2 separate regions of the Homo sapiens genome follow, and region 1 is linked to region 2. A link is a contact called in ENCODE Hi-C or POLR2A ChIA-PET data. All regions are on one chromosome and are shown on one strand. Each heading gives the region's core, a stretch centred on a gene start or an enhancer-like site at or near the end of the contact. The rest is flanking DNA. Distances are from core to core; before and after follow the strand shown. Region 1 overlaps NCK1 (NCK adaptor protein 1). Region 2 holds the start of SLC35G2 (solute carrier family 35 member G2).

Region 1 (3,250 bases), core at 394-2,893, 66 kb after region 2:
GGATAGAAGAGCTGGATTTTTGGAGATGATGCATATTCAATTTTTGGAGATTGATGCATATTCAATTTGAGGTGATAGCAAGATATTTAAGTAGAAATGTTGAGGAACAGTAGCTTGGATTAGAGAACACAATTCAAATTACAGAGTCTAGGCCAGAGGTGATACGATGAAGTCATAATAATGAACGAGCTATCTAGAGAGAGGGTATATGTGAGAAGAGCAGATGGCTCAGTGGAAGGAAAATGAGGAGCCAGAAATGGAAACCAGAAGCAGGTGGCGTGGAGGGAGGGAAACCAATTTAATATAGGGGTAAGGAAACCAGCAGTTTCAAGAAAGAGGGATGATTAAGTTGGCTGCATCCAGTAGAGCTATCCCTTGTCATATGCATTTGAAAGTTCTGAAATGTTACCTTTTATTAAGTAGTTTGAGATCAGAGGGTACCTTGGGTTTTATTTATTCTATAAGAAAGTATAGCTTAATGAGAATGATAGAGTACAGCTTTGAGTTCTTGTCTTTTCTTTTTTTTTGAAACACGGTCCTGCTCTGTGGCCCAAGCTGGAGTGCAGTGGTGCAGGCTTGCTCACCGCAACCTCCGCTTCCTGGGTTCAGGCGATTCTTGTGCCTCAGCCTCCAGAGTAGCTGGGATTAGAGGCGTGTGGCACTATGCCCGGCTAATTTCTGTATTTTTAGTAGAGATGGGGTTTCATCATGTTGGCCAGGCTGGTCTTGAGGTGATCCTTCTGCCTTGGCCTCCCAAAGTGCAGGCTTGAGCCACCATGCCTGAGCTTTTTTTTTTTTCTTTTTTTGAGAGGGAGTCTCACTCTGTTGCCCAGGTTGGAGTGCAGTGGCCTGATCTCAGCTCACTGCAACCTCTGCCTCTTGAGTTCAAGGGATTCTCCTGCCTCAGCCTCCCAAGTAGCTGGGATTACAGGCACCTGCCACCACAACTGGCTAATTTTTGTATTTTTAGTAGAGATGGTTTTTCACCACGTTGGTCAGGCTGGTCTTGAACTCCTGACCTCAAGTGATCTGCCCACCTCGGCCTCCCAAAGTGTTGAGATTATAGGTGTGAGCCACTGCGCCTGCTGAAGTTCTTATGTTTTAGAGATATTTACTTAAATATTTATGGATGAAAATATTTTTTCAGGTATACACTGAAATATTTACATAAATTTTTAGAGGTATACACCGAAATATTTACAGACAAAAGTTTTTTGCTTCAAAATACTTAAGCAAGGAAACAGGAATGGGTGAGAATATGGATATTGTGGCCGTGGACAAGTGGCCATGAGTTGATGATTTTAGCTACATGATGGGTTTAAGGGGTTTGTTCTCTTCTTTAATGTATGTTTGAAATTTTACATAATAGAAATTATAAAAGGAGGGAATTGTCTTTTCCAGCTGTAATCTAGGGCACATTACTTAACTTTTTTGAGACAGGGTCTTGCTCTGTCACCTAGGCTGGAGTACAGTGGCCTGATAACTCTTCAGCTCCTTACGTAGCTGGAACTATAGGTGCATGCCACCATGGCTGGTTAATTTTTGAATTTTTTGTAGAGACAGGATTTTGCCATGTTGCCCAGGCTGGCCTCCAACTCCTGGGCTCAAGTGATTCGTCTACCTTGGCCTCTGAAAGTGCTGCAATTACAGGTGTGAGCCACAGCACCCAGCGTACTTAAACCTTTGAAGCCTTAGTTTCTTCAGTTAAAAATGGTGATATTAATACTGATTGTATCAGTTTGCTGTGGTGATTAATGACAGTGTATTAAAACTACTTAGCATACTTACTCTGTGCACTCATTGTCCAGTAAATATTTCTGAAGTGAAATACAGTGAGATAATACAGTTAGGCATCAAGGTTAAGGGGTTTGTAGAGGGAGAAAAGGTTCTGGGCTCTTTATAGCAACCTTTCATAAGAGATATGTTCTTTTTAGAATGTTATAAAGTTGGAATGGCTAACTTAAAAGCTTCCATAGACATAATATTTATTTATTTTGGCATGTTTTTAATAGGAGTTTTCTGATCTGAACGTGTACAAAAGCAGCAGTACAGTGGTATTTCATCTGTTCTAAACCACATCCTTTTACTGAATGTTATTCCGGAAGCATTTATAAGGCAGGTGCCCCTTTGAAAGACATTGTCCTTTAAAGTAGTTTGAAACTAAATTTTCATTTAACATTAAAGTCAAATGAGGGAATACTTAAGATGGAAGCATGGGTTAATAAAATTGTATTAACACTAATTTCTTAGAGCACCTGACTTAAAGTATATATTTTTTGGTAGTAACTTGGCTATAGGTAGTATATAGTTATCCTTTTTTTTTTCTTTTGCAGTAAAACTTGGTTATGGATAGTATATACTTGTCCTTTGGTATCCATGAGGTGTTGGTTCCAAGACTCCTTGCAGATACCAAAATTTGAGGATGCTTGAGTCTCTTGTGTAAAATGGGGTACTATTTACATATAACCTATGCACATTCTCCTGTATACTCGAACTCATCTCTAGATTACCTAATACATTGTAAATGGTATTTAGGTAGTTAATGCTATATTGTTTAGGGAATAATGACAAGGAAAAAACGTCTGTATATGTTTAGTACAGGTGCTTTTTTTTTTCCTGAATGTTTTAAATCCACGGCTGGTTGAATTCATAGATGCGGAACCCATAGATACAGAGGGCCAACTGTACTAAGAAATTGCTGTCACAGTCTGTAGATGTCATACAGTTTTGTCTCCAGATAAATGAGAGACCTGTGAACACAAAGGAAACTTTCTTGTATGCCTTTTCATTCTCATGTTTTTAAAGTTCGTTCATTTTTTGTTTAGGGAACTTTAATGAGTTACTTAGGCAGAGTTTGGAACTGTCCTGTAGTTACATGATCAGTCTTTTTTTTTTTTTTTTTTCCTATCTTTCTTTTTCTTTTTTTCTGAGACGGAGTTTTGCTCTTATTGCCCAGGCTGGAATGCAATGGCACAATCTCATCTCACTGCAACCTCCGCCTCCCAGGTTCAAGCGATTCTTATGCCTCAGCCTCCCAAGTAGCTGGGACTACAGGCAGGTGCCACCATGCCCGGCTAATTTTTGTGTTATTAGTAGAGACGGGGTTTCATTATGTTGGCCAGGCTGGTCTCGAACTCCTGACCTCAGGTGATCCACCTGCTTTGGCCTCCCAAAGTGCTGGGATTACAGGTGTGAGCCACTGCACCCAGCCCCTATCTTTTATATTGTGTTTTATTTCTTTAGAAATGAG
Region 2 (3,033 bases), core at 127-2,626:
TGGGAGAGCACCAGCACTTGCTCTATAAAGATCTAGATTGTCTCTCTACCTCAAGAGGAATCCAAAATCCTGTTATGCTGGACTCTGAAATGATCCCCAGCCCTTTGGTGATCACACTGTTTATGAGCAGTCTGAATTCCATTCTTGGGTCTACCTAAACTAGCACCCTCGGGCTATGGGGCCCAGTGGGGAGACCACCTAGCATGCTGGCTGCCTGGAGCCCAGGGAACTGTCAAGATGGCTCTGGAAGACTTCTCGCCTTTTAAAAGCCCCGTATTTCTTTTACATATATTTTTGTCCTCATGAATTTTGCCAACCGCAATGGACTAAAATCTATTATAGCGTCCTGGAAAGGTGGGGAAAAGATGGGATAGTTGAGGAGAGTTTAATGAAGGGACTATTTAAAAAGGTGTGGATGGGGTTAAAGGAAACCTCTGGGCGTCATTACCCACTCCAGGCCTGAAGGGGCAAGGGTAGTTAGTGGTAACCAGAACCTGGAGAAAACTGCAGGAGAGGGCCACAGGATGGGAGTAATGGCTTTCAGATGAAGAACATAGCCACTGCTAACAGGGTGGCCCGCTGGGGATGCAGGGGAGGTCCTGAATCACATCCTGCCTTCTGATCTGCAGGTGCCTCCCACTTGCCAAAACCAATTGAAAGCCAGATTATAGTTGACGTAGCCCATAAAGGTCAGTCCTGAGTCACAGAGCAGAGTGGAGAGTGGGTCTGAAGGGACAGAGGAAAAACCAGCAAGCACCTCCTGTTTTTTCCCACAGCCAGCACCTTGGTTCAGCCCTTACCCTTTCTTGCCTGTCCCCTGGACCCATCAAATCCACTGCTTTTAATGACCAGTCTGTTTCCAAGAGGCTATATTCATTCCACTTGGGACTGGGGCATATGCACTTGGGTAGAAGAACCAGCTGTGCAGTGTCAAGACCCTTCCCTCAGAGACCTTATCAGTAAAATGGCGGGTGGACTCGGGGATGCCCGAAGACTTTTCCGGACCACGATTTTCCGATGCTGGACACATATTTAAACATGAAGGAATAGACTTGCGACTTTTAAGCGCAAACAATGGGTGGAAATGGACAGAAACTGCCTCCGTGCCCACTTGCAGCGGACTACGTAGCCCTGGCAGACAGGCAATTGCTTCAAACAAGCGCCCTCCAAGGGCGTAAGCTAGAGGGGCCCGGGCGGGCGCTTTCCCGTGGACCCTCCCACCTCGCGGGTAGAGGAAGTCCTTCAGTTCAGGCACAACCCTGAGCGTCCCCCGCAGTCTCCAACTCCGGCGCCAGTCAGGTTGTGGGGTGGGGGCGGCGGAGGGCGGAGAGCGCAGGCGCAGAGTCCGCGCGGCGGCGCCCCTCTCCCTCCGCAGTACTCCGGGCAGCGCCCGCCTCGATTTTCCCAGGCGAGGGCACGCCCGCGTCAGTCGCCTCCGGGGCACCTTCCTCGCCACGACACGCAGGTAACCGGGCCCCGGGAGCCGGTCGGCGGCGGCGGACTGGGACCTTGATCCTGCCTGCCCGGCCGCCCGACAAGGGAATGAGAGCGGACCCCGAACTCCACACACCCGCGTTTAGCCGCCACACCTAAGGGGCACAACAGTCTTTTTGGGTAAGGGCCGGGCTGGGGGCGACGCGCCCCGCCCGCTTTGCAGACTTCGGGGTGCTCTGCACGACGCCTGAAAGGCCGCGGGGCCCGCATTTCTCTGTGCTGCCCTCCTGGAGAACCGGGACACGGGGACGGGAGGGCCAGCATCGGCTACGGCCCGGTTTCCCGTTTCTTTCCGCTGTCGCGTGTCTGGGCCCTCCTGCAGCGTCCATGATGAAGGCCAGGGGCTGTTGCTTTCCTCTCGCCCAGTAGCCAACCCAAGCAAGGGGTGAGTCACTGTGGCGTCATATGGGATCAATTTCAAATACAAGTTTTAAAAAAGGCTGGATGATTTTAGAAATATGGCCAAGAATTTGTATTTTCCATTACTCTCTTGTCTCATGTCCATGACTCTTGAACGCCAGTCTGTGGGCGCTGAGATTTTCGTGGTACATCGACGGTTTGTAGACATCTTTTCCCAAGGGAAGACGAGGGCAAGGGTTAGTGGAGGAAGGGCCTCGTCACGGCCGAGAGTGGCGGAGAAGGCTCAGGGCAAGTCCGCACAGCCTCCAGCAGCCACGGGGAGGAAAAGGCGAATCTTTCCTCACAGTGCTCTGGGCGCTGTAGAATTTCTACGCCACGTGCACCCATTTGGCCTCATTTGAGAGGAGGAGAGGGAAGAAGGGTCGCGCGGGCCGGCAGGAAAGAGACTCGTGTTGCGGCGGATGAAGGCTCAGCGCGGACCTGCATCTCGGGCCAGGTTTTCTTTCACCCGGCTCCGCGAGGAGCGAGGCGGAAAGCTCGGGTCCGAGTGTTGATCGAGGACCTGGAGATAGTAACCCCCCACGTCCAGAGTGCTGGGGGTGGGTCCAGAGGGCTGGGGGTAGGTCCAGAGGGCTGGGGGTAGCTCCGGAGGAGCGATCTTCCTCCGCGGGAAAGGACTTGGCTCAGGCTTGCCTATGTCCGTGGTGCTGAAGTGCCTCGCGCGCCCTCGTCGACTGACTTCCTGGGCCGCGGCCTGCGTTGCCCTTCTACTCTGCACCTTTGCCAAAAATAGCCCATCTCCATGGCTGGTGGCCAGAGTGGAGCAGGCCCAACACTGAAACTCTTTTCAGACAAGTTGAGGCTGGTTTCCTGAACATAACCCGAAAGCAAATGTGGCTTGCCTTGGAGGTACAGATAAGCATATGCATAACAGATTTTATTACCTATGAGAAAGTACACACCATGAGCGTAAACAGGAATTCTCACATATACTTATGAAAGATACAGGTATGTGCATTTACGCACAAACCTAACACACATGCAAATACACTCATCCCTTTTGAAAACCATTACACACTACAAGCCACACATTTTTTAGAGCTTTTGTAATCCATCTTTATTTTTTGACACTTCTAGTAAATGTGAACTCTGCAGAGCCATTTATTTTCATAATCATCT

What was found. Hi-C counts contacts between places; a loop is a spot of excess contacts on that map. ChIA-PET counts read pairs that join two places held with the same protein, here RNA polymerase II (POLR2A). Pooled maps may share reads with other maps.
Region 1: a pooled map shows a loop between it and region 2 (2.2-fold over the local background). The contact joins the enhancer-like site here to the promoter of SLC35G2 in region 2. A Hi-C loop is called at or near these places in 1 of 168 maps with a recorded cell type or tissue (endothelial cell of umbilical vein) and 9 of 50 pooled maps. POLR2A ChIA-PET finds 5 or more read pairs at or near these places in 2 of 52 experiments (BJ and WTC11).

Annotation. Positions count from the first base shown.
Region 1 is chr3:136,883,933-136,887,182 of GRCh38, forward strand. The region is part of intron 1 of NCK1 (NCK adaptor protein 1); the gene reads left to right. Among named protein-coding and RNA genes, the nearest start is that of NCK1, 23 kb to the left of the region's middle. Within about 2 kb of position 1,644, at least 4 of the 41 ENCODE cell types and tissues checked have a DNase peak (open chromatin) inside an H3K27ac peak, as active enhancers do.
Region 2 is chr3:136,817,750-136,820,782 of GRCh38, forward strand. SLC35G2 (solute carrier family 35 member G2) reads left to right here and starts at 1,377. Exons shown (of 2, transcript NM_025246.3): 1 at 1,377-1,879. RefSeq lists silencers at 1,402-1,461, 2,525-2,574.